3 separate regions of the Mus musculus genome follow, and all the other regions are linked to region 2. A link is a loop called in an ENCODE intact Hi-C map of the cell type or tissue named here. Cell type or tissue: heart. All regions are shown on one strand. Each heading gives the region's core, and the rest is flanking DNA. Links, peaks and the distances in the headings are about the cores only. Region 1 holds the start of Armc1 (armadillo repeat containing 1). Region 2 holds the start of Pde7a (phosphodiesterase 7A). Region 3 overlaps Pde7a (phosphodiesterase 7A).

Region 1 (10,931 bases), core at 2,466-7,465, 150 kb before region 2:
AAAGCACATATGCCATCCTCAATACTCCAGTAAATCCCATTTTAGCAATACATATTTTAACACTAAGGTTCCAATAAGCACGGTCTTTACGTACAAGCTTGTAACCTTTGCTCCCCTTTTCAAACTGTAACACTGCCAGGACTTTTCCCTCCTAGGACCTTTCTAGGCCTAAAAAAAAAAAAAAAAAATGCCTCAAGGCAAAGTGGTGAGCTGACAGCCTGGGTTTTTCTTACTCCTCTGTGGGGAGGGGGTGAGGAGAGATGCACAGCAAACTGTGAAATCTCCTAAAGCAAAGGAGAAGAGCAAAGGAGACCACCCTTGCCAAGCCCTGTGGCCTACCTGCAATGCAAGCTGCCTCAGACACTGAGGCAGGAAGAGCTCAAGTTCAAGGCTCCCTGGGTGACTGACTGAGACCCTGACTCAAAATGAAGACTTTGTTCAAGGAACAAGCTAAGTGGCAGAGCACTGCCTAGCACACCTTACTTAGTTTCCGAGTTCAATTCCAAAGACAGGGAAGGAAAGCAAGGGAGAGAGAGAAAGAAACAATAAAAAAGGGCTTCTCTCTAATCTGTGCCTCAACCAAGCAATCTGGGAGACCATGGTACAGGCACTCGCTGCCAAAGCTGACAACTAAGTCCCACATCTGGAACCCAAACAGAGGAACAAGAGAACCAACCCCACAACTTGTCTCTGACCTCCACCCTCCGCACATGGTGGCATACATGCACCAATATGTACATAAACCTAGATACAGTAAATGAATGCATGCTCACACACACACACACACACACACACACACACACACATACACACACACTACAACAAAGCCAAACACAGCAAACAGTGGCTTTTTCACAGTGTCCAGGCTTTGACACTGTAACACTCTGTTTTTATCTGTCATCCTTCAATAACTACTCAATGGAGATCATCCCTTAAATGTTATATATAATCTTCTCCTTCCTTTAGAATGACGTGCAGTCAAAATATCTTAAAGTTTCCAGTCCTCACACCCTGCTGATAAGGGCTCACACTGGGGTCTACCTAGGGAAGGGTCAGAAACTCAACACCAAAACAAGGAGAGTTGTAGGTCAAATGGCACAGCAATGACAACTTTTAAACGAGGTAAGAAAAGCAGGCAGGAGTTCTCGGATTTGCTCTCCAAATGACAGGTTTAACATAAAACTTCAAAGCAAGGCTATTCAATGTCAGAAGTTCATTTTATTTTAGTATCTGGATGGCATCAGGTTACAGACACCCCTTTTTGACTATGTGGCTGAACCTTTTCAAATAATCAATGTTTTAGCTGCAGATTGCTGAGCTCACATAACCAATTTTTATTTTACCTTACTTTGATTTGTGATACAAGGTCTCAGTGCACAGCCCGAGCTAACCTCCCACTCTGCTAAAGCTCCCTGAGTGCTGAGATTGCATGAGTGCATGACCACGCCTGTCAAAACAGGAAGACAGCAACTGGCCTGGGGATGAGACCCTAATTTCATTCCCTAGTGCCATAAATGCATTCAATAAAAGAAAAACAGGAGGGAGGGGCGCAAGGCAGGACGCTGGGACAAAGACACCCAATATTCTCTACCTGCTTCTGGAGTGACAGGATATCAGGGGGTTACCGCTAAAAGGTAGAACTTGGAGATGAAGAGATGGCGAGTGGTTAAAAGCACAAAGTGCTCTTGCAGAGGACCCAAGTTCAGCTCTAAACTTCCATGTTTGTTGCTCACAACCATCTGTAACTCCATTCCCAGGGTATCTGATACCCTCTTTTGGCCTCCATGAGCACATATGTAAATACATATAATTAAAAATTAATCTTTTTTAAGATAGAACTTGAAGCCCAATTTATATACTAAATATTCTTTGTTAGCTATCAACTTAAATTAACTATCAACTTAAATTGTTTAAGAGAAATATTTTCCTTCACAGGCTGGAAAACTAGTTATATGTGATTACTGCAGGAATTTTCTCCACACTTCTCTATTCCAAATTTAGCAGAAATCAAAATAAATGTAGGAAAGGAATTAATGAGAGCAACATACAATATGTATGAAGATATCATCATGGAATCCATTACTTTGTATGCTAATGTAAAAATTTATTTATTCTGTACCACACTAAAACAATAATTTTAGGGCTGGAAAGATAGTTCTCTTGATAAAGAACCTGCTATGCAACGAAAACTGAGTTTGCATTTCCAACACCAATGTGAGGCTGGATGCAGTGCTGCATGCGGTCCTAGCTAGAGAGAAACACCCAGGTGGATCCTTGGAGGCTCACTGACAGCCCCATCTCGAAGAGTAACCTGGAGGGAGCCTGAGGAAGCCCCTTGGCCTCCACACACATGCACAGACGTGCACCCTATGTGCACACATGCACAGACTGACCGTTGTGGAGATGACTGAGTGGGTAGTGCTGACTGAGCAAGCACAAGGGCCTGCACTTGAATCCCAAGCCCCAGTATAAAACAACAAAAGCAAGCACTTGGTTTTACACATCTGGTGATCCCAGTGCTGGAGCTAGAGAGGCAGGTAGAAGGCAGAGCACCGGTGAGCCAGCTTAGCTCCTCCAGGTTCCGCAAAGACCCTGCCTCAAAAAGGAAGGCTGAGTAAGAGATGGAGGAATATACTCAAAGTTGATCTCCAGCCTCCACAGCATTCATACAGACACAGACACAAGTGTGTGCACACACACAACACACATGCACACAGCAAAGAGAGACAATAATTTTTAAATAACCTGAAATGCTGTCCTGAGCACATTTATAGTAGCTAATGAACCACAAGCAAATAAAAGGTTAAAACAAAACAAATGGAAACCCTTTTCCTTCTGTAATGAACACCACATTAGCACAAACACAAGTGTGCTTGTTCATCTGTTTGCTAGTTGCATTTTCCATCAAAAGCACTAATGTCAAGAAGCGTGGACCTGACAGCGTCAAACAATACAATTTCCTTGGGCCTATCCAAATGAGTAGGTGTTTCTGAAGGCAAGACCCAAGACCTATGCACATCAAATAATTTCTGGTGCAAACAAGAGCCTGAAACTTTACACTGCTGTATAAATGAATGCCTCTGAACACAGCACTGAAAGTGGGGCTAGAGATGGCTGGACAGTTAGGAATAGTGACTGACCTTCCAGAAGACCAGGCATCAAGTCCCAGCACCCAGAAAGCAGCTTACAACTCTACCTCCAGTTCCAGGGGATCTGATGCCCTCCTTCTGGCCCCAGGCATGTGCACAGACATATATGCAGTCAAAACAGTCATAGAAAATATTTTTTAATTATTATTAAAACACTAAAAACTAAAACTCTCTGAAACACTATCTTTAACTATTGGGAATTAGGATAAGTGAGTCTGGCAGTTTGTTTCAGCTTTATTATCAAATAACCAAATGAATAAACTGGGAAAACTGGGAGTAGCAGCAATTCTACCCTTCCTTCCAAAACAAACAAAAAACAAACAAACAAACAAAAAACAACAAAAAACTAACGGGAAGATCTTCACGACAAATGGAAGAAACTGGGGGTGGGGCTTACACAGACCTTGCCAAACTGAATATAAAGAGCACAAGGTTCTTTTAATCTAACTAGCCAGCAACAGTAAATCAGCATCCCCTTTGTCTTAATTTGCTCTTTTACTTCCAAAGCCCGCACCTGGTGTCAATTACAAGACAATTATGAAACAGTTAACATTGATGTCTACTTTAAGAGTTGGGACGGCTAAGTTAAAACTCTCAAGAGACACATTCATTTTCTGAAAAGGGAAACGTCGTGCAAATGACAAAAGCTTTGTTCTCATTTTTCTGTATCTCAGTCTGAGTAGAGGTCACAGTGCATAGGACGTATGCCTTTACTTTTTCTTCTCCTTACTTAGCTCTGGCTGACCTATGTAGTTGAGATGAGCCTGAAACTAGGAGGGATCTGCCTGCCAATAGCTACCAAAGCAGGGATTAAAGGCATACCATCACGACCCAAACTTATTTTCTCTTCCTTGGCTCTATGTTGACAAACAGAACCCTTCGCAAACTTTAAGGACACTGCGATCACCTAAGGGACCTTGCCAAAAGTAAGTTCAAGCTCAGTGGGTGTAAGTGGGTCTGGGAATCTGAGATGTCCAACCAGCTTCCAGATGAGGATGCCAACGGGCAAGAAGTCTTGAAGCACGGAGTTAGAGACACGCGAGACATCAGTGTCTGGGCAGATGTCAGAAAGGTATTCCTTTTCTTATAGCTAAGAATCACCACTTAGTTAATAGAAGTATTTAGCCCTCACGTGCTAAGAGCTGCTGCGGGCACACACTTATCCTAAATCCTTAATGATTAAGCCGGGTTGAAAAGCAACTACCACTATCAAACGCCGAGACCCGATCTGGCTTCTCCTTGCAATTATAACTGTAACTCTTTTGGAATTGAATTACCGTCTCCAAGCCTCAGTTTCTTCAGGTAGCAGTTTTGAGCGGGTAACAGGGTGGGAAAAAAAAAAGGCAAGACAGTAAAATGTCTGGCAAGTACCATGCAAGCACAGAACTAACCCAGTGGGAAACTTCTACTGCAAGCGCTGAGGAGACAGTATCACCAAAGGAGCAGCTAAGTGCACAAATGCCCACCACCTGTGTACACGAGTTTCTCTTGAATGGAGGCCTGCGCGCAGAGGCTCGCAGATTTACAGAAAGAACGCCGCGACATGGACACCCGCTACTCGTAGGGCGGGCTGGCTGGTCAGAAGGAAGAGGAGAGAAGAGCACGTCCGGAGCCGTCCGAGGCAGCCCGCGGGATGCCGGCAGGAGGCGGGCGCAGCGGCCGGCCCGCGCAGCAGCGGCCCCTCGGCCCCACCTCGGCCCCGGCTACGTACCCTCCAGAGCTCCGGGCGTCCGGAGCCTGCCGCAGCATCAGAGCCGCACCCACCACGGCGGACAACGGGCGGCGAAGACCCCGAGCCACGGCCCGACTCAAAGAACCACAGGGCTGAGTCGCTGGCGGCGGAGGAGCTGCAGGCTCCGCGGTGACCCTGTCACCTCTGCTGGCTTTATTATCCCATTGGCTGAAAATGAAGCAACGTGAGGAAGGACACCCAACCAGAGGCGGGATGTTCTCAAACCTAGTAGCTCATTGGTGAGCTAGACCGGACCTATGAGGACCCAGAACACTGAATTGGAACCAAGGGCTCGCCGTCCACGGAGTGCTAAACAAATTTACAGCCATCGTGGCTCCGCGACTACAATTCCCAGGGTTCCCGCGGCAGGAAGGGCTTCTGCTTCTGTGTGCAGACACGCGAACAGAATAGTTTATCTTCAGCAAGTCTTCCAGGTCTGATAAAACAACCTGTAACCCTTCATCCACGTCTGTGCGTCTTTACCCAGAATCTTCGGACGTTTTTTTGTAGTTTTTACTATGAACGTCGACACTGTTTGGCCTCTCTGGATTTCGTTCATTTCTTTTCAGTGCTGCTTTCTAGCAAAGCGAGGGATGCGAAGTGCTTTTGTTGGGTTGGCCTAAGTGATTTGACATTGAAAAGAATTTTGTCTTTTCTCTTGTCAGAGACTTGTGTTAAGAGAGTTCTCCAGTTCATCATGAAGTTTTGTTAATGCTGTTTTCTATTTATCAAAGTAAAGACATACTTGTTTTATCGATACTAGTTACCGAGGAGTTGCTCTAGGTACGTTTTATTTTCCAAAGTATTTCTGAAATTGTTATCCAAGTCTCGCAGGCTAATCTGAAAATAATACATCCATCCACACTCCTTTTTGATCTTCGTTTCTACAATCTTATTCTGACGTGTTGCTCATACATTAAAGTTACAGGGACTTTGTTGTTATTCTTGTTACAAGGAATTTGAAAGGGCTTTAATTTGGAAAGGATGTGGAAGACACCACACCGGACTGTATTCTACGCTATTATCTCCAATATTTTGTAAGTGAATTTATAAACCAGACCGCCACGGCGGAATCTGAGCACTAAGTAGGTAAAGGCTGAAGGCAGACCATTTCAAGTTCAAGCCCAGTTTAGGCTAACTAAAGCTTCACAGAAACCTTGACTTAAAAAGAAAAAAAAAGAAGAAGAAGAAGAAGAACAAAAGAGTCCATCTCTTGAGTTTCTTAATGTTCCCGTGCTCTTGGTTATCTTATTATTAAAACCCAAAATGAAAACAAGTCCAAAGTAAAGCTTGGTAGAAAACAAGAACAAGACTCTAAATAACCATCTCACCTACAGGCAAAAGCCAGTCTGTGTGCTTTATTCACAAAGCCAAGACAGGGATTAGTGGTAAGAGAACATTGAGCCTAAATTAAAAACAGTGAATGTAGAAAGCAGGAAAAAAAAAAAAAAAAAGTAAATATACTAAGTCCAAGGGGCATACCCAGTACAGCACAACCTATCTGGCTGAGTAAGTGAAGACTTGCCCAATATTCTAATAAAAGGTGACTCAGTAATCCAGAAAGGAAAATTCGCTGTTTTTGCTAATGTTAATCTGCCTATTAAGAAAAGACATATAGTATTTTCAGAATTAGTAAGTAATGACAGGTTATTTTGAGCCAGTCGGTGAAAATATGTCTTTACCTATTGAAAATTCACCATCTGAAATTTAATGTATTCACACTGATGCCATTAAAGCTCTGCAAAGTCTAAACTTTGTGCAAAATGCCATTACCAAGAAAAGATGGCTGAAGCTAAAAAGCAAAGGTAGCCTTAACAAAACATTAATTAGTGCTTCCTAAACTCCTGTGAATGGATTACAAGCCTCAGGGAAGTCTTTTAAGTCTTTATGGATTCACATTTCTAGTTTAAAAGTGTCTGAACTTGACACCTGTGAAGTTGTGCTACCTACCATTATCAATCGTTGCTTGGGTCTAGCCACAGGACAGGCTGGTACGTAAAGTTTCTCAACCACTGTTGCTTAAGACAATATTCAGATCTCTGTAGTTTTATTTAACAATCGTCTTTTGAATACACACTCTGTGCCAGAGACAATCTTAGCTATGGTTCAAAGTGAAAAAAAAGAACAAAAAAAAAACCCCACAACCTGCTGTCCTTCTGGCATTTTGATATCAGATAATCCTTTTTCAATTTTGAAATTTTAATCTTGTTTTTAATTTTCTTACAGGTACAGATTATATCCTCCCACCCATTTCTTCTATCTCCCATTTAGTTACCCTTCCCAATTTCACTTCTACTTTAATGTTCTCTTTCATGTTCTGTATACATTCATGATTTTATGTGATTATATAAAATCTAGTGTCTTGGGGCTAGAGAGATGGCTCAGCGGTTAAGAGCACTGACTGCTCTTCCAAAGATCCTGAGTTCAATTCCCAGCAACCACATGGTGGCTCACAACCATCCATAACAAGATCTGGCGCCCTCTTCTGGAGTGTCTGAAGACAGCTACAGTGTATTTACATAAATAAATAAATCTTTAAAAAAAAAAATGTCTAGTGTCTTAGTTAGGGTTTCTATTGCTGCAGTGAAACACCAGGACCAAAGAGCAACTTTGGGAGGAAAGGATTTTCATTACTGTAGGAAAACAGGACAAGAACTCAAACAGGGAAGATCTTGGAGGCAGGAGCTAATGCAGAGACCACGAAGGGGTGCTGCTCACTAGGCCTTCTTATAGAACCCAGGACCACGAGCCCAACGGTGGAGCTACTCTCAGTGGGCTGGGCCTGCCCCCATCAATCACTAACTGAGTCTTAAAGGAGGCATGTTTCTCAATTAAGGTTTCCTACTTTCACATGACTCTGTTAGTGTGTGAAACAAGTTGACACAAGACTAGTCAACAGCCATAGGAACTACAAATGAAAGAAAATATGAGATTTATCTTCCTGAGACTGGCTTAATTAATGTAATATGATTGTCTCCAGGTATGTGTATTTTCCTACAAACAATATAACTTAATCCTTTGAGCCGGGCAGTGGTGGCGCTTGCCTTTAATCCCAGCACTCCGGAGGCAGAGGCAGGTGGATTTCTGAGTTTGAGGCCAGCCTGGTCTTCAAAGTGAGTTCCAGGACAGCCAGGGCTACACAAAGAAACCCTGTCTCAAAAAAAAAAAAAATCATAACTTAATCCTTTGTGGCGAAAAAGATCCCATTCTATGTACATGCCACAGTTTCTTCATCCAGGTGACTTGGTGCCATCATTTAACAATCATGAATAGTGCTGTATTAAACAGTAATGTGCAAATGTCTCTTTGATTGATTTATAGTTTATTGGAAACTTCTGTACCAATTTCCATGGATGCCAGACTAGTTTACAGGACAACAGCTATGAATATGAGTTCCCTTTCATTCACATCCTTGCCAGGATTAGTTCTCTGACCTTCTGATTGGTACAATAGAATCTCAAATTTGTTTTGATTTACATTTCTCACATATTGATCAGGTCTCTTCTGTATACAATTTTTGTAGACTGCTGACTTCGATTAGCCCATTTAGTAAGTAAGTGTGAGTTATTCTTTTTTTTTTATTTATTACATATTTTCCTCAATGACATTTCCAATGCTATCCCAAAAGTCCCCCATACCCCCCCCCCACTTCCCTACCCACCCATTCTCATTTTTTTGGCCCTGGCGTTCCCCTGTACTGGGACATATAAAGTTTGTGTGTTGTGAGTTATTCTTGTTCAGTTTTTTAGTTATTGTATTGTCTGGATATTAATCCAGGATGTTCTTTATTAAGTATTTCCTTTGCATCATAGGAGCCTTTCAATTTCATGAGGTCCCATTTGTCAGTTATTGAAATTATTTCCTAAGCAACTGTAATCCTATTAGAAAGCCCTTGTCTATGCTTTTTTTGGATATCTTTTGCTTTACTTTTCTTCTAACAGTTTCAAAGTCTTGGATCTTGCATTAATGTCTTTGATCTGTTCAGAGTGGATTTTTATGCAGTGTGAAAGGTAAGTATCTAGTTTCATGCTTTTATATGTGTATATCTATCTTAGTTAGGGTTTTGCTGCTGTGAACAGATACCATGACCAAAGCAGCTCTTATAAGGACAGCATTTAATTGGGACTGGCTTATAGGTTCAGAGGATTAGCCCATTATCATCAAGGCGGAAGCATGGCAGCGTCCCAGCAGGCATGGTGCAGGCGGAGCTAAGAGTGCTACATCTTCATCTGAAGGCTGCTAGCAGAATACTGGCTTCTAGGTAGCTAGGATAAGGGTCTTAAAGCCTACACCCACAGTAACACACCTACTCCACCAGGGCCACACCTTCTAGTAGGGCCACCCCCTGGGCCGAGCATATACAAACCATCACAATATCTGTTTTTATTTATTTACTTACTTACTTATTGCTGGGCCAGATGATTTCCTTGACTATTAGTGAGTTCTACACCAATGTGGGCTAAGACTATCAGACTATGAGACAAATAACCAACAGCTCGACCAGGAAGATCGCTCGGCAGCTTGCCACCGATGATGCAAGCTTGTCCTGCTCCAGATCCCTGGAATGTGTAGTTACTTTCCTCCTACTGTGAGGAAATCTTAGGAGCACAAGCAACTTAGAAGAGAATACAGTTAGATATTCAGATAGGTTAGACACAACAACAGTTGTCTAGGGCTCACCTGGAAGTCAGGGGCAGAGAGATCACATTTTTTCTACTCATAGTATTTAAATTAGGGTTTCTATTGCAGTGATAAAACACCATGACAAAAATTGACTTGGAAAAGTTTATTTCAGTTTACAAAGCTACACTACAGTCCATCAACAAAGGAACTCAAAGCAGGAGCCCTGCTTATTGGCTTCCTCATCATGGTTTGCTTAGCCTACTTGGATGTAAAATCAAGGACCACCATCCCAGAGGAGGCACTGCCCATGTAGTAGCTGGATCCTCCTACATCAATCATTAATCAAGAAAATGCCTAACAGATTTTTCCTACAGGCCAATTTTATGGAGGCATTTTCTCAATTGAGGGTCCATCCCAAGTGACTCTAGCTTATATCACACTGAAAAATAAAATAAAAAAACAGGACCATTAACCCCTTGTTAACTTTACACACCAATACAACACTATTAACAGTATCCTTCCCTTTCTTGCCTATCCCCAGGATCTCATATATTGGTATTAATATCATATATAAAACATCCTAACTTCAAAATCACCACAGTCTTTAAAAAGTCAGACACTAAACATATGGACTCTTTTTGAAATGTTCAATATCTTTCTAAAAATCCAATATTTCTAAAACTCCAACGTTTCTCTAAAATATCTAAAGGTTCATAACTAGGTTCCTGTAAAATCAAAATAAGTTAACTGAGTTCCTAATCCAAGAGGGGATGACCAGGGCACAGTCACAATCGAACCTAAACAAAGCCAAAGTCCAACAGTATAAAAGCTCCGTGAGAAACTTCTGGAACCCACTCAGGATCCTCTGGCCTCCAAAGGGCTTAGGGAGTTCCATGTCTCCAGGTCTGCTACATACCGTACACACAGTTTGTCTCATAGGCTCAGGCTTGCTCCACTCTGATGGCCGTCACATTATACTGACCTCTCCAAAAGTCTGCTGTCTCTACTGCAAATGGGATGCACATTTATCACTAGCTTCTCCTGGGCTCTGTTTGGGGACTCTGACCTTGCTTCACAGTGCCACACCTCAACTCTGCTCCATGATCCGGTCAATACTGAGGCTTTTACTGCCACTGAGGCTGCACCTTCACTAACGTCCTCTTCTAGACTCTCTTCAGGATCCTGCCACAGTGTCAAAACCTCAGCTTTTCTGCATGACTCCTTTCAGGCCTTCAAAACCAGCACCACTTGGGTAGCTCTTACACATTACCAAGTTTGGTTGCCAGAATGAGAAGCAACTTTGGCCCCCTCTGTATCCCAGCTCCTGTGTGCTGGCCCCGAGGAAACACTTCTCCGAGGTTTTTGCCAAAGTGATGCTGATCTCTTTAATTGCAGCTGACTCCTTAGTCCTACATGGCCAGTATCAG
Region 2 (10,553 bases), core at 1-5,000:
TAACACATATTTCATAACTTTAGATAAAGTGTGCCTTACTATTTATATGTAAGTGAAAGTGGGTGTTCGTCATGTCTGCTGATCTCAGGAAGAAAACAGTATTTAGAAATGAAAGTTACTTCCATTAAAGACCTTTAATTACTATTATTGAAAACCTTCTCCTGAGTGCTTTAATATATTTTGATATTATTCTGGAACTTTAAAACGTGTTAAGCAATAATAAAAAATACAGTTCACAAACTACACTTCAAAGTAACAAAAGTATTATTTGAAATTCCACTTAGTATTTTACACTGAATTCTTTAGCATACTACCTTGTATCAGAAGAGTCTGACCTTAAATAAAGAAGAACTCTTTGAAAGGAAACTCACACAGAACCTCCTGCTCTATCTTGCAGGCCAAAAAGGAAAAAGAAAAAAAGGCAAATGACAAATAGAATTTACTGGCGATCTACTATAAGCAAAATCTCTAAAAGATGCTGTCCATTCTAACTGTCTTTAAAATTTCCTTTCTTATAATACAATATAATTGAAGGGAGAAACAGTGTGCTATAAAGGGTAAAGAAATACTAAGCAATAGAAAAAAATAAGAATACTTTATTTTACGAAATGAATACGGGACCTAGGGCAATGGCTCAGGCCTGGTACTTGGAAGTCTGAAGCAGGAAGATCATGAGTTAAAGGCAAGACTGAACAATTTAGAAAGGCCCTGCCATAAACAAGCACACAAATAAACGAATGAATGGATGGATGGATGGATGGATGAATGGCTGAGGCTCACTGATTGGAGTCTAGACCAGCAAATGTAAGCACACTCCTCCAGTACCCGTCCCAAAAGTAATCTCATAAACACAGAACTTCTGGCAGCAGGCAATGAGGGCACCAGGTTCATATGTAAACAAAGTAAAATTCTTCCTCTTTATTCTAAATCTGGCAACCAAATTTAACCCAACTAAAGAGCTGAGCCAAGGACGTCACAGAAAAAAATTTTTTTTTTTTTAATGTTCAACAGCAACTGGTGTTGGGCCATCGGAAACAAAGTCCTTTGTGAATGCTCATCAGTGGTTTCTGAACTAAAGCCGCCTTTATCAAGCGAGAAAACTGATTGGAAACCATCAACTTTGCACACTAGTTCCTGACACCTAGGCCCCTTCCCTACAAAGCAGCAGTTCGCAGTTCGGGTGAGGACCACAATGGGACCACTAGGCCTATTGTTCTGAGAAACTCAGCACCCGCAGCGCTGCAAGGCTCGAGAACCTGCACAGGTGTGGGGGAGGGCTAGGGGGTGGGGGGCGAAAAGGTGAGCTCAGGGTCATGACTAAGGGGACAAGAGGCCCAACTGGTAGGAGACACAGAGAAAGGAGGGGAGGATAAAGTCATGGCTTGGGGCTACCAGCGGGCGTGACGGGTTAGCCGCGGCGAGGGTCGCAGAGGCCAGGGGCACCGAGCACAGCCGAGGGTGAAAGACTCCGGGAAGGGGAGGCCAGCCTACCGAGGCGGGAACAATGGCCCGAGTCCCTCCAGAAGACAAAAGCACCGAGCTGCGGGCCCCGGGGCGGCGGTTACCTGCGAGAGCTGCCGGGGATGCGGGCAGCCGAAGAGCGCGGAGCTGGAGCTGAAGCTGATGGCTCCTCGGCGGCTGAGGACGTGCTGGGGGACCGGCCTGTCCAGGGGCAGCACCGGCAGCTGGTAGCATACTTCCATTGAACACGTCCGCCTTGGATCCGCGCGGCGCCCGCCAGTCCGCGGTCGCCCGCCCCTGCGCTACGAGGGGGCCGCGCCGCGGGGACCCGGGGCCGAGGCGCGCGCGGGGCGGGCGGCGCTAGTGGCCGCCGACGCCTCCCGGCCCTCCGCGCGGCTGGCGGCGGGAAGGGCTGCAGCGGGCTCGGGAAGCCGGGCGGGCGGCGTTAAAGGGGAACCCGCCGCCCAGGCGCTCCGCGGCGCGAGAGCTGGCCCGGGCCGCGAGCACGGGCGCGGAGCGTAGAGCAGTTCGGCCGCCGGAGCCCTGCCCCCTCCCCTCCCCCGAGCCTCACTCCGCTCCGCCGCCGGCGCGAGCCCGGCGTAATTCACACTTTGCAGCAGCGGACCCTGCGCCAACCACGGCCGCCGCCACCGTGACGTCACGACGCCGCGCCGCATGCCCCGCGCCCCGCGCCGCCGCCGCGCCCAGGAGCCCGCCGGCTGTCCGGACAGGGCTGCTCGCGTCCGCTGCGCTAGGCGCCGCGCCGCGCCGCGCCGCGCCCCGCGCCCCCCCGGCCCCTCCCGCCTCCCCGCAGCTCCCTCCCCGCAACCCGCGGCGCGTGCGCAGGAGAGTTACGTGGGGCATCCTCGGGCGCACCGACCCGGAGTTTGTTCGGCCTACCGGATCGGCGCTGTTTCGTCCGACAGATCCAAAATGCCCAGAGCACCGGGCGCCCTCTCCGTGCTCCGCCCGTCGGGGCACCGCGCGCGTCCCCTGTGGAATTCCCGTACTAGGGCGTCGCGGGAGGCCGCTGCGGCGGTGACGCCAGCAGATCTCGGGGGCTCAGTGCTCCCGCTATGTCACCGTCCGTGCCCTACCTAGGCAAGGTTCCAGTGGCTTCCCTTGGCAAGTGAGGCCCCAGACTTTCGGGGCCTGCAGAGCAGAAAAAGACCAAAAACTCCCGAGCGAGAAGGAGGGTCTTTGGATGGAGAAAAGTGAAATTCTGCAACCAAGAAAATGAGAAATGACGATATTGGGAAGACAAAGATGACAAAGAGACCAAAAGTTCCCCTAGCCAACCATCGCCCTTCTTTGTTAGTGTTTGCTGGCTAGGATGTAAGAGAGCTTTTCACCTGTTTTGGTAAGGTGAGGATATAATTTGCTTGTTCTTTTAAGTTTCTGCCCCAAACTGCCAAAGCTTTTCTGCAGGAGCCGACTGTTTCTGATGCTTTGAGCATCAGATACTTTTAGCATGAACGAGCTCCACACCCCCACCCCCACCCCCGCCCCCTGGCAAAATAGATTTGGATCATTTCTCAGGGCATCTAGTCTCCCAGTTATTTAAGATTGGCAAGGTGGCAGGTCTTAGAAGAAGTACAGTGCTGAGCCTGGGCTTAATGATGCTATAAATTGAGTACCGAGTGTACATGATCAGATAAACGGACAAAGGTGGAAGGTGTATTCTTTTATTATTTAAACCTCGTGCCCCTGTGTATTTTCTACATGCCAGGTCTTCATCATGTTTTACGATCCGTTCTGTGTCATGGAATTTGCCTTCACTAGATGAAGAAGCACTAATGAGATTCTTTTAGTGCAGCAACTGATCTCACTGCTTTTGAAATCCTAATTAGTCCCTGTAGTAGATGTGTTAAGCATCTCACTTGGGATTACACCGAGCACTGTGGGCCACTTAGTCTTCAGAAAGTCGTTTATCAGCTGACTAAATTGGAAGTAGATTCCTAGAAACAAACTTGCCCTACACCTAGGACAGATAAATCTCAAGAACTAACCTCAAGTGATATGTACGGACATGGTGGTACAAACCTGTAATCGCTGCCTTTGGAAAGCTAGGGCAACACGATGAAGAGTTGAGAGTTAAAGATAAGCTCAAGTATCATAGTGAGTTCAAAACCAGGCAGACTACATAGTGAGATTCTATCTCAAACAACAACAACAAATTTGAGTACCTCTACACAAAGTTGATACTGGTAAAATTTCATTGAGTAAAATATACCACATTTAGTAATATCCAAATATTTGATTAATTAAATAATAAGACTCACTACTAAATAGGCAACTAAACAGTACATTTCCAGTAAGGTCTATTTCAGGGTCCTTGTTTGAGCCAAGAGCCCTGGCAGGTATTTTATATACAGTATTTTTACCCAACACATAGTAATTTGATCTTATTTATACAAATGAGCAGTCCCTTTCCAAAACTAAGTCACTTCCTTAGTAAACGCTGGTCTGACTTGAGAGCCATGTCTTCCACCATAGCATGCAGTATTATGTTTTCTGTATTGTTGGGAAGGCATTAGGGTGCATCAGAGGAACTCCAGAAAGGGTGAGGGGAGATGTTAAAGAGAGATTTCAAGAGATTGGCTCAAGATTGCTAAAGCTGATGTCTAGAGAGTAGATGGACAGACAGACAGTAATAGTGGACTTTGCATTCTGGGATCTGAAACTGATAAGAGAAAACTGCCAGGCTGAAAAGATAGGCAGGATTTCTTTCTATGCTGGAGTCTTCAGAAAGAAAGTGCAAATCTTCACTCTTAAACCCTTTAACAGAATAGACAAGGCCCAGCCACTTTGAAGAGGGTAATCTGCTTAACATCTAGAGATTAAGTGTTGCCAGCATCTTGACCTATGTTGGGCCAAACAACTGGATGTTACAGCCTAACCAACATGGCACAAAATGAACCACCACAGAGAGAAACTTTAAACTTAAGTAATGAAAGAAATCCCTTTACCTAAAGCAACAAAAAATAAAGAAATAGAAAAGAAAATCAAGATCCATACAAAGGATGCTTTTATACTTTTATATGCTAGTATGTTTTATACTATACTATACTATAATGTAGTGGAATACACAAGACTTGGATGTTTAACAAGAATGTCCTCTGAATATACAGACTTACAGCACTTTAACATGACCATGGAACATAACATAGTCCAGTGTATTTTAAACAAGATGATTCTAAAACTGCCCAAAGAAGATGGTTACTTAGTACAGTGCTATGAAATAGCAAAGTATGAATATGGATCAAAGAAGCAGAATCACTAAAAGTGGTGCAAAAAGGATTTATTGTAGAGATGTGTTACTATACCAGGCTTTCTGATGGAGAAGCTGGTGTGGTAAGGTTAGGAAGGAATGATTACAGGCTTATAGAAAAGCCACTAAAGTGGCAGCAGGGAGGGGACCTAGTAAAGAGGTTTATGAAAGCCTTCAGCTTCAATGTCTGGTAGTGAGTGTGAAGTCACTAGGCAGCTGCAAAGAAGTCAGAGGCTTGGACAAGTTGTGATCTATGAGAAGAAAATTGGAACCCTTGTTGTTTCCTCACTGTGTCTCACCCCAGTGACCCAGAAGATGCTCGTGCTGTTAGCTAAGGAGCTAGCCCTGGACACAGAGAATAGAGATGCTTCAGGCCTGGGGTACTACTCCTTACCATGAGGCAAGTTGACAGAACAAGACATTTGCACAATGTCTACAATGTTCTATAGACCTTCCACATATAATGACTTCATATCCACCTTTCAAATCTTGCAAGTCTTTGCTATGGGTAGCTGAAACCAGAGCCATAAAAATGGGGCATGGGGGATGGGGAAGAAGGCAACGTCTGGGAAATGCAGACCTAGTTAGCAAAATTGATTATCAGGGCAGAATCACTCCAGATCTATCCATGTCACCCTGACATCCATGATCACTTAAGCATTTCATACTTCTTCCTGGAATATGTAGCTTTCTCTTGTACAGCTCTAGCCAGATCATTCCCTATCCAAAAGAGATTATAAGGTCTTTGAGTTACATTCATTCCTACATGTGGCAAATGACAGAACCTCCCTAATATTCTGAAACTTAAAAACTAGCGTATAAGGCTACCTAGCATTAACCAGTATTGGAAGAGTGAGATAGAGAGAAGTAGAAAATAATTGATTAAGATGTACAGATCTATGTCAAAATACTCATACCTCTTGTCGTCTGTCCTTGTAACTGCATGTGCTAGTGTTCAGATGACTATCACTCATAAATGCCATCTCTCTCTCTATCATGACCATTGCATACTCAGTTTGCCTTCAGGAAATGTCTTAGCTGGTAAGGTTCCTTGCCTTATGAGTGGACCAAACCTTCCCTGAGCAATCTATTATAGGAAGTATTATAGTTTACCCACAGAGTCTGAACACCAAGTACCAAGCACAGTGCTAAAGTCTCCTGCATTTCTTCTTTGGCTGTGTAGCTATGGAGATGACATAAGCATCCCCTCCTGGCTCTGAGAGTTAACTAGGAGTCCAGAATGGTCCAGAATGGCCAAGTGGCAGCCTCAGCTTCCAATATAACTGAACTCTTACTATAAGCCCCAGGGGGAAATTCTCTTCTAGAACATTCAGAGGGAGCAACAACTCAATTTTGGATTTATACTTTTCATAACAATGAAGAATTAAACATCTGCTATTTTGGCAACCAGCTTCTAGCCATTTGTTATAGCAGATCTGGGAAACATACAGGAATGATACTCAGTTCTAATTCTGGGTCAGAACAGGTTTTAAGCTTCTTCTAGATTCATTTCTCTGTGCCAAATATAAAATTGTCCCCTACCCATGACAGAGCTGCTACACATGAACTCATAGCATCTGAGGCTGCCTGTCCAAGACCAGCACGGAATCAAGCCAATCCACATTCCTACATCTGTGTGTGTGTCTGAGGTAGGGGGCGCTCATGAGGCCCCACTGCTAGCTCATAGTTATTGGTAGATAATGGCTGCTTAAAGAAGGAGAGTCAGTTTTCTTAAGAGGTGTTGCCTCTCCTCTTAAAGGTTATCTATGCTCTGTGGCCTGGCCCTACATTCATGTGCATTTGGGCATTACTAATTGGACTCAAGTTTGTAAAGAGAAAAAAGAAAAAAGGAGTGGGAGGAAAATATGGGGGGATCTAGAAGAAGTTGGAGAGGGGACGGTGTGTGGGGTAAAAGGGCCAAAAGATTCTCACTTGACCCCAAAACTAGGGCCAAGAAACAGCTGAACTTGCCACAGAAACCCAAAAATCCCAACAATCCCACCCTGAAAAGCACCCCCCCACCCCCCCACCCCCCCCCACCCCACCCAAATACCAAATAAACTGTGACCTCTGTTCAGCTCCCTGCTGCTTTTCTCAGAGCAGAGGCAGCACCCTCCTTGGTTTTTCCCTTCCAATAGATCTCGGGTTGTGCAGTGTGACTTTGTGGCATTCCTTGGCTCCTGCTTGGCAGGATACTTCTTTGTCCAAAGCTGTAACTTTTTCACCAGAGCAGAGCTTTTCCTGGGGAAACCTGTCCCTTCCAGAGCAGAGCCATAACACTTCAGGTGGAGAAACCTTCTCTTTTCCTGCAGCCCTAGAGAACTGTAACACTTCTGTAGGAGAAGCCTTTCCCGGCAGAGCTGCAACGTTTACACAGTGGGGAGTTGATTAGATCAAATTACATTGGGACATATATGAAATTCTCAAAGAATAGGAAAAAAACCTTTAAAAATATAGGAAGATTTTAAAATGGGAAAGTTGTTTTGTTTTGTTGTTTAGGGCACTGCAGAAAACACATCTGCTTAATTAAAGGATTTGGGAGACCTGACAGAAAGGGATCACAAATTTTATTCTCTAGTTATAAATATTGAAACGACTGTGTGATATTTACATTCTCTTTCTAAAAACAGGCTCCTCTCTTGCTATCTCTGGGAGAATAGTCATGAAGAGCAGACGGCCCTTTCCTTCACTGTCCATGAATGGCCATGTAAATGTTGAAAAGAATGAATCTTAGAACAACAGATCTTTTATAGTGCACCTAAAAATGGATTACTAAGCAGTTTTTATCAACTTTTTTATTTTTAAATTATATGTACATGTGTGTGTGTGTTCATATACATGACCAAAAGTCCCTGATGACATGGGCACTGGAAAGCACGTCCTCTGACTGTTACACAGTTTTCATCACAAGTATCATTGAATTGAATGGTCACTTGTATATAAAATGGTGACATTTGGGGCTAAAGAGATGTCTCAACAGGTAAAGACACTTGCTAGCAACCCTGACGACCTAATTTCAATCCCAGGACACACATGGTAGAAGAGAGAACAACCTACTCCCACAAGTTGTCCTCTGACCTCTACATATGTACTGTGATACTTGCTCTCAAGCAGGTATGAGATTTCCTTTTAAAATTATAGCACAATTACAGCAGCAAGAGAGGGGAGAAAATACCTTCAAGTGCCTTTTCAATCCCCAGATTCTCTATACATTTGTATTTTCCATGGATATTTACCAAATAGCCACAAGTGTTTGGATATTCTCCTAGGTATCTAAAATAAGCCAGAGAGTGGTCCCTGCCTGAATGACATCACATAGTAATGGGGGCATGTGTAAGTAAGTAAGTGTGGGATTGTATAACTTGACATGGTGTTACTAGGGGCTTTATTTACTCGGCTTTTTGTCACTAGCACATGACTATGATAGAGAAGCTTACGAGGAGAACAATGGAAAGATCTGTGTGGATTACAGTTTTGCTGTTTTCATTCCATGGTTGTTTAGACTATTGTTGCGCCAGTGGCAAAGGAGCTTCATATCCTATGATATGAAGCTGCTCTCCCGATTTGGGTTAAAAACTTGCAAAGGACACAGACCAACCTCCTAGGGCATGTTTCAGAATGAACTCCTACGTGGTCTGTCTCATCTCAATGGCACCATAGGCTGAAAACCCTCTTGGCTTTTGGAAGGTACTTATCCAAACTATAGCTGGTACCATGACAGCAAAAGGTATACCAGAAAGCAGGACCCTGAGGCCAAGGAAGCTTTCCTTAAATGGTGACACATTATCACAGACCTCTATGAATGAGGAAGTGAGTTAGACAAGACCTGAGGGTTGGGAAGAGGCCTTTCCTGAACGAGAGACCCGGTACAGATGTCTAGTGCATAAGTAGCTCCAAGATAGGGAGAGCCTAATATCCAGAAGCAGGGCAGGCAGGCAAGCTCAGGCCACTGAAGGCCCTTGTTGGCCTGTTGGAGGACTTGTGTTTTCTTCTGAACTATAATGGAAAGCCAGTGCAATATTTACATCTGTGCTTTGCAACAAACTGGCATTCATATCTAATTTATATATGTTTTAAAATGTCTCTGGCTATAGCTTTATAGACAGTGGTTTCAAAATGGAAATCTGAAGCAAGGAAATCTTCCTAATAGTTTTAAATATCCTGAAGGAGAGATGAGAGATGAGAGATGATGGTGCCTTCAAGTTTTTCAGGCTGCATTATGCAAATTTATATAGTGTATATGCACAGATAAAGATCCAACAGTCCAAACGCCATCCTCCTTTCAAGTTTAAATCATAACAGTCACAGAGTTCTTTAATGTCCAGAGTTATTCAAGTTAGAAACCTGTAAGAGTTTCTAAATAACCTGTTTATATCCATTCCAGCATCTTATTCTTAGCTCAAAAAATTAAAACCATTCAAACTGATGAATAAAAAAGAAATACCTCTTTTAAAATTTCAAAATAATTTTATTTCTAGGGAAACAACTTAAATATAAACATTTTATAAGACCATGAAATAAATTATATGTTAGCAGAATAAAATTTATTTTTAACTGTTGAAACTTACATTAAAATTGATCTTAATCACAAGGATAAGAATTTGGTTAAATGCAATTAAAACAACTCTTACAAAATTTAGAAATCAACTAATGCAAGAATTACTAATATTCACAATTCTTAGAATAGACTTGATATACAAATTTAGCCAACTTTATAGTAAATTTTTCACTTGGGAATAAGTGAGAATTAGTAATTCTGGTTATTGCTTTCAAAAAATGAAATGATGTTCAAGGTGAAAGCTTATTAACAGGCAGGTATGGTACTACATGCTTAGAGTCCAGTACTGTGAAGAGTGAGGCAGGTGATCATGAGTTTGAGGCCAACCTAGAGCTACATAGCAAGACACTTTCTCTTGTCTAAAACAATACACAAAGGCTTTAATGAATTTCCCCACGACAAATAGTTTAATTAAAAACTAGGCAAAGGGATGGATGTGGTAGGGCACACCTGTGATCCTAGCATTGGGGAAGCAGAGGCAGCAGAATTGTGAGGGTGAGCCAGCCTGGGGCATATAGCAAGAATTCCCAAAGAAACAAGCAAGTCAGCGAACAATTACAACAGAAAGAAGGACTAAGCAAACATTTTAGGAGGGTATCACTGAGAACATAGGAAGGCGCTGAATGCAGCTTGCAGTTAGGCTGATGCAAATGCCAACCACAGCCCACAGCGAGGTGTCACTTCCTCTACAGTAGGGTGGCTATCAGATATTTTAAAGTCTAATTATCTATACAACAGGAAATAACAGATGTTGATAAGGATGTGAAAGTACCAGAAACCTTTGACCCTGCTGGAAGACATGTAAAATGGTTTTGCTGCAATGGATAACAGTTTAATGGTTTTTCAAAATATTACAGATCACATATGATGAAGTAATTCCACTCTGCAACCCCCAAAGATACAGAAACAAGCATTTTCAGATACTTGTTTGCCATTGTTCACAGATCTCAGAAAGTGGATACAATCCAAACATTATCAGCAGATGAATGAATGTAGCCAAATGTTGCCTCTATGTACAATGGAATATTATTCAGCCTTAGAAATTCTGATGTATCCTATACAGTAGATGATCCAATAGGGACATTTTTCTCAGTTAAATAAGCCACAGACACAAAGAAAAATAATCTATGATTCCATTTATATGATATAACTAAAAAAGTTCAATTCATAGAAACCAAAAATAAGATGGAGTTTACCAGTGGTTGGGGAAAGAGAATATGTCTAGTCCATTTTCTGCTGCTATAACAAAATAATAGTGTAGGA
Region 3 (5,000 bases), core at 1-5,000, 66 kb before region 2:
GATTGAGCTGAAAGAAAGGGAGTAACCATGAAAACCTGGCAGACCCCAAGAAGGCTGCCTCTGAAACACCCCCAAGTTCCATGCAAGCACTTAAGGTGTATACAAGCACTTGAAATTTTTCCTTCATTTTCTGTGTATGGGTCCTTGTCTGCATGTGTGCACCTAGTGTGTGCAGTGATGGGAGAGGCCAGAAGAACACTGGATTTCCTAGGACTGGAGTTAAGGATGGTTGTGAGCCGTTGTGTGGGATGCTGGGAATCAAACCCAAGTCTTCTCGAAGGGCAGCCAGTGCTTTTAACCTCTGAGGCATTGTTTAAAATTCATAATTTCCACGAGCAGTTCTTTCTATGGGGAGGTGGCTTTTTCCTATTTTGAAGTGAAGAATTAGAGAAGAGTAAAGGCCAGTTTTGACAGGTGCTAGAGCCATGAGAGCGTCTGGGCTTAGACTCAGCTTTAAAGCTTAATTTCCATTAACTACTACTACTCATTTCGCTGTTTCAACACACTATATAAAAATTGGAAGCAAACACACACACACACACACACACACACACACACACAAACACACACACACACACACACACAAATTATAGTTTCAAATGACTGAGAAGCCAAATCCCAGTCACATAGATGATATTAACAACTACAGTAACAACATATCTTAAATCCTAATGAGATAGTTTAAAGTATTTTAAAGATAATTTAATTATATATACATATACATGTATATGTATGTATGTATGTATATATATACACATATACATAAATGGTTCTAAAGGCTATAAACACATATTTGTCTAAAGAGGAAAACTCTGGGCACTGTGGCTCTTCACTGGAAACAGTGTGTCCTTCAATGAGCCTAACAACTGTTTTTTTCCCTCTACTCTTAGAATAATCCAGCTCCTTTAAGCATCAAAGGACACGTTTTGTTATTCAGCTCTGCACATCAGCTCCATGGTTCATTCCTTGCACTAGTTGACAGTTCCTAAGTTACTCAGCTTCAGGCCTTCTGAACGCCCTCCTGAGCAACACTTGTCCCTGGGTCCTGCTGGTTGAACTTTTCAATTCCTCTACTTTCTTATTTATCTTTCAGTCGGCCAGCCGGTTGGCCGACCTGCCTGCCCTCCTGCCTTTTTTTTTTTCCCCTTTCCATTCCTTCCTTCTCCCTTCCCTCTTTCCTTCCTTTCTTTCCAAGGCACTTTGTTCAGTACCACAATCAGACGATGACCTTCAGCAATCAGTAGCATGTGTGTATTACTGAGATTTGACAAGAAAAGTTTCTATTAGGAAACTGTCCTTCTCTGTCTGAAATTAAACAGTAATGTGTGTGGACACTTGAGCAGACCTGTGCTTAGGTGTGTGTCCTTTCAATCGTCATGTTTTCTTTCCAGACAGAGTGTTTCAAGGTCCCTCACTCTCTGCATACTGCCTGACGTGGGCCTCTGTATTTGTTCCCATCTGCTGGAGAAAGAAGCAGGAAGACTATAAACTTTGTAGTGTGTGTGACAGCAATTGTTCATGTGCATAGAAAGTGGTAGCTACTCAACTTTTTCTAATTCCTATTTTTCTCATAAAGAATCCTGCAATAATAAGTTTTATGTGTAAATCCTTCTTCACAGCCTGACTCCCTCACTCCGCAGAAATAGGGCACGTGAAAAATAGTATCTGATACAGGCCTTGCTGGAGAAAAAGGTTTTTCAGAATTGTCCTGGAAGAGCTTCCAAAATACAATCTAATAAAGGGGTTGGGAACTATAAATCAACAATAAAACATCCATTGCTGTGACAATGTTGGAAATGTGTATTTTCTTCACACTTGATAACCCTCTGTCCCTTATCTCTGTCTGTCTGTCTGTCTGTCTCTCTCATACCTGTCTCTGTAGAAGCAAAGTCCTTACACTGAAAACTCCAATAGAGACATCTTCAGGGGCAAAAACTAAGGGTTAAGTTTGGAAGGCTGCCCACAGCATTTCTTTCAACCTAGTTAAGCCTATGCCACTGTACAGGGAGACACCAGGCTGAATGAATTATAGCATTTAGGAATATATGAAAGCGGAGGCATTTGGAAATGGAAAAGAAGCCAGTACCCTTCATTTAGATAATTACTAAAAAGCTCATCCTCTGGCCAAATTACACAAAAACCCAACTCTATTACCAATACTCCGATGAGCTCATCCTGTGACATAAAGCGAGTCATTACTCATCTCACAGCACAAGAGACAACAGACCAGACTTGTCAGCCGTCATCAAGCTTGGACTATTTACTTGCTGATACAGCTTAGAAAGCTGGAGGCATACAAAAGCTCATGTTATTATCAGAGAGTACCATGGCCCCATGGCATAGCCATAGACCAATCAGTATCACCAAAGCTAAAGAGCAAGGGCACTGTGTCCAGGTATCCTTTTTCCGTATTTCTGGACCAGAAAAGAAAGTGGAGAAGAGCTGGTGATTTTTAAAAATATATGTATTTTTCCTTCATCAAAGTAGAAAATAAAGAAGAAATACAAGCTAAGAGAAGAAAGAGGCTGGAGAGGGCTACACTGAACAGCAGGTTCCCATCTCTCCTGCAGGTGCTTCCCTGCTACCCAAGCCACACACAGTTGGGCACAGCTGCTCCATCAGAAAGGTCCTGAAGGAGACAGTCACCGCCACAGGAATCCACAAGGGGGCACCCTGCAATCACTGCCTCTGTACACAAAGAATTACTATGGAAAATTACTGCTCAGATTTTCATGTTTATAATTAAGTACTTTAAGGTTTTAGCTCTAGCTTAGCCAATTTTATGCTGAACAAAGACTGAATAAAAAAATTCTAAATAGTTTCTGTATTGTAATTCTTCTTCTTCTTCTTCTTTTTTTTTTTTTTTTTTGAGACAGGGTTTCTCTGTGTAGCCCTGGCTGTCCTGGAACTCACTCTGTAGACCAGGCTGGCCTCGAACTCAGAAATCCAACTGCCTCTGCCTCCCGAGTGCTGGGATTAAAGGCGTGCACCACCACACCCGGCTCCTAATTTTTCTTTTTTGTCCCTAGTTTTCTTACAACAACAACAAAAAAGAGTGAAAGCCATATCTAAAAGTCATTTAAAAAAGAGTAATTCTAGTTATCATACATCTATGGGACAAGTCTTTTTGTTCTTTGGGGTTTTTTTAAAGAAGAATTTTTAGTCTTAGCATATCTCAGAATATACTGACACATAGAGAAGCACTGTTCCAGGCTTCTGTGAGCAATGTTATTCAGCTGCCTGTGCTGAGAATGGATACAGAATGGCAGAGTGGGTAAAGGCTGGGTGGAACTCCTGCTCTGTCACCAGCTTTGTAACATAAAGCAGATTACTGAATGATCCTCAGTTCTTTATCTGTAAAGCTGGCTCCTGAGGACTGAAGGCAGAGAGCAAATGAGACAGCATACAATCTCTGTACAGTTTGGGGGAAAGAAGCAAGCACTCAATAAACTTATAAAGTATATATTATATGTGTAATAAAATGATAATTATAAGGGCCAGGTGTGGTGGCGCACGCCTTTAATCCCAGCACTTGGGAGGCAGAGCCAGGTGGATTTCTGAGTTCGAGGCCAGCCTGATCTACAGAGTGAGTTCCAGGACAGCCAGGGCTACACAGAGAAACCCTGCATCAAAAACAAACAAACAAACAAACAAACAAACAAACAAAAAAACAAATAAAATGATAATTATAAACATTAAATATTTTAAAAACATAACCTTATACTTTTAACTTTTAAGAGTAGATTTCATTTTTATGGTTACATATTTAATACTGAAAACCACTGCATATGAAAGTACTTCAGAACTAACTGTATATTGACATGATTTCAAAATAGTTTGACAGAACTTTAAATGTATGTAGTAAAAGCTTCACTATGAATAATAAATGACTCACTGCAATAAGAATGAAATGTATCATCAGTACTTTCCCCTTAAGCAATTCGTATAATCCTGGTTCACAGAATTACTGTTCAGTCTGATGATTTGATGATTAAGTAAGAGATTCAAAACTCTTTAAAACTCTTCCTTTTTCTTTTCTTTTTTAAAAAAAAATTCAATACAGGGTTTCTTTGTATAGCACTGGCTATCCTAGAACGCTCTCTGTGGACACAGGCTGGTCTAAAAGTCACAGAGCTTAACCTGGCTCTGCCTCCCAAGTGCTGGGCTCAAAGGTGTGAACTTTCCAGTTCCCTATGAGCCAGCTGGGAGAGGATGGGAAGCAAGTGCCGGCTTCAGCAGCGCACACTCCTTCAAAGAGCAGCTGCAAAATCACATCAGGGCCAAGTTCAACTCCACCAGTTCCATAGAGTCCAAAAGAGCAATGACCTTTAAATTGGATTAAGATTAAGGTCCAATTCATACCAGCCTGCATAGTTTATGCAACAAAGTTATCAAAGACATCTAGAATACTGGCTTCTTCCAAGTCTGGGACAAAGCAATGAAAACCAACAGTTCTTAAATGCAGGAATCTGAGAACATTCTGGAAACTAGCATTTCCCTATGCATCAACATGGCATCTCCACAAGAACCAGTTGGTAAGGGAACTGCCACCAATAGGAGTAGGAACTCGGGTCACTGGCAGGGGAAAATGATGTTGTGTGTGTGTGTGTACATATACGTACATGATCATGTCGGACTACAGCTTGCAGGAGTTGATTCCCTCCTTCCACCATGTGGATACTGACAATTGAACCTAAGTCTTCATGCTTGGCCACAATCACCTTCACCTACTGATCCATGACACTGGCCCACTTTTCTTTTAGTGAAATGCTTTGTGAACAAAGGCAGACAGTATTTCATATAAGACATGACTCTTCATTTTCACTGTGCCATGCTTCCATGTACCACACTTGCAGAAGTTGGCTCTCTCCTTCCACCCACCATGTGGGTCCTGGATACTGAACTCACCTTGGTGACAAGTACCTTTACCAACTGTGCCATCTTGTCAGCTGTTTCTAGTGATAGCTCCATGAATTCAAGGAATGCTGTCTTTGAAACAG

Evidence for each region. A loop is a pair of places that touch in the nucleus more often than their neighbours do. Peaks named below come from ENCODE experiments on the same cell type or tissue, not always from the same donor. Only the 100,000 strongest peaks of a DNase experiment are listed, where the experiment ranks them.
Region 1: a loop joins it to region 2, with 6 times the contacts of the local background. A loop is called at or near these places in 4 of 42 quality-filtered maps.
Region 3: a loop joins it to region 2, with 4 times the contacts of the local background. A loop is called at or near these places in 8 of 42 quality-filtered maps.

Annotation. Positions count from the first base shown.
Region 1 is chr3:19,158,050-19,168,980 of GRCm38, forward strand. Armc1 (armadillo repeat containing 1) reads right to left here and starts at 5,046. Exons shown (of 7, transcript NM_028840.3): 1 at 4,861-5,046. In heart, for the core only: CTCF peaks have their summits at 4,880 and 7,370 (motif pointing left); a DNase peak (open chromatin) is centred at 5,132; H3K4me3 peaks cover 2,383 bases; H3K27ac peaks cover 1,676 bases.
Region 2 is chr3:19,309,299-19,319,851 of GRCm38, forward strand. Pde7a (phosphodiesterase 7A) reads right to left here and starts at 2,024. Exons shown (of 13, transcript NM_001122759.2): 1 at 1,566-2,024. The coding sequence starts at 1,703. In heart, for the core only: no CTCF peak of the experiment used is centred there; DNase peaks (open chromatin) are centred at 1,393 and 2,083; H3K4me3 peaks cover 3,185 bases; H3K27ac peaks cover 2,471 bases.
Region 3 is chr3:19,243,195-19,248,194 of GRCm38, forward strand. Pde7a (phosphodiesterase 7A) reads right to left here. Exons shown (of 13, transcript NM_001122759.2): 4 at 1-7. Among named protein-coding and RNA genes, the nearest start is that of Mtfr1, 58 kb to the left of the region's middle. In heart, for the core only: a CTCF peak has its summit at 2,663 (motif pointing right); no DNase peak of the experiment used is centred there.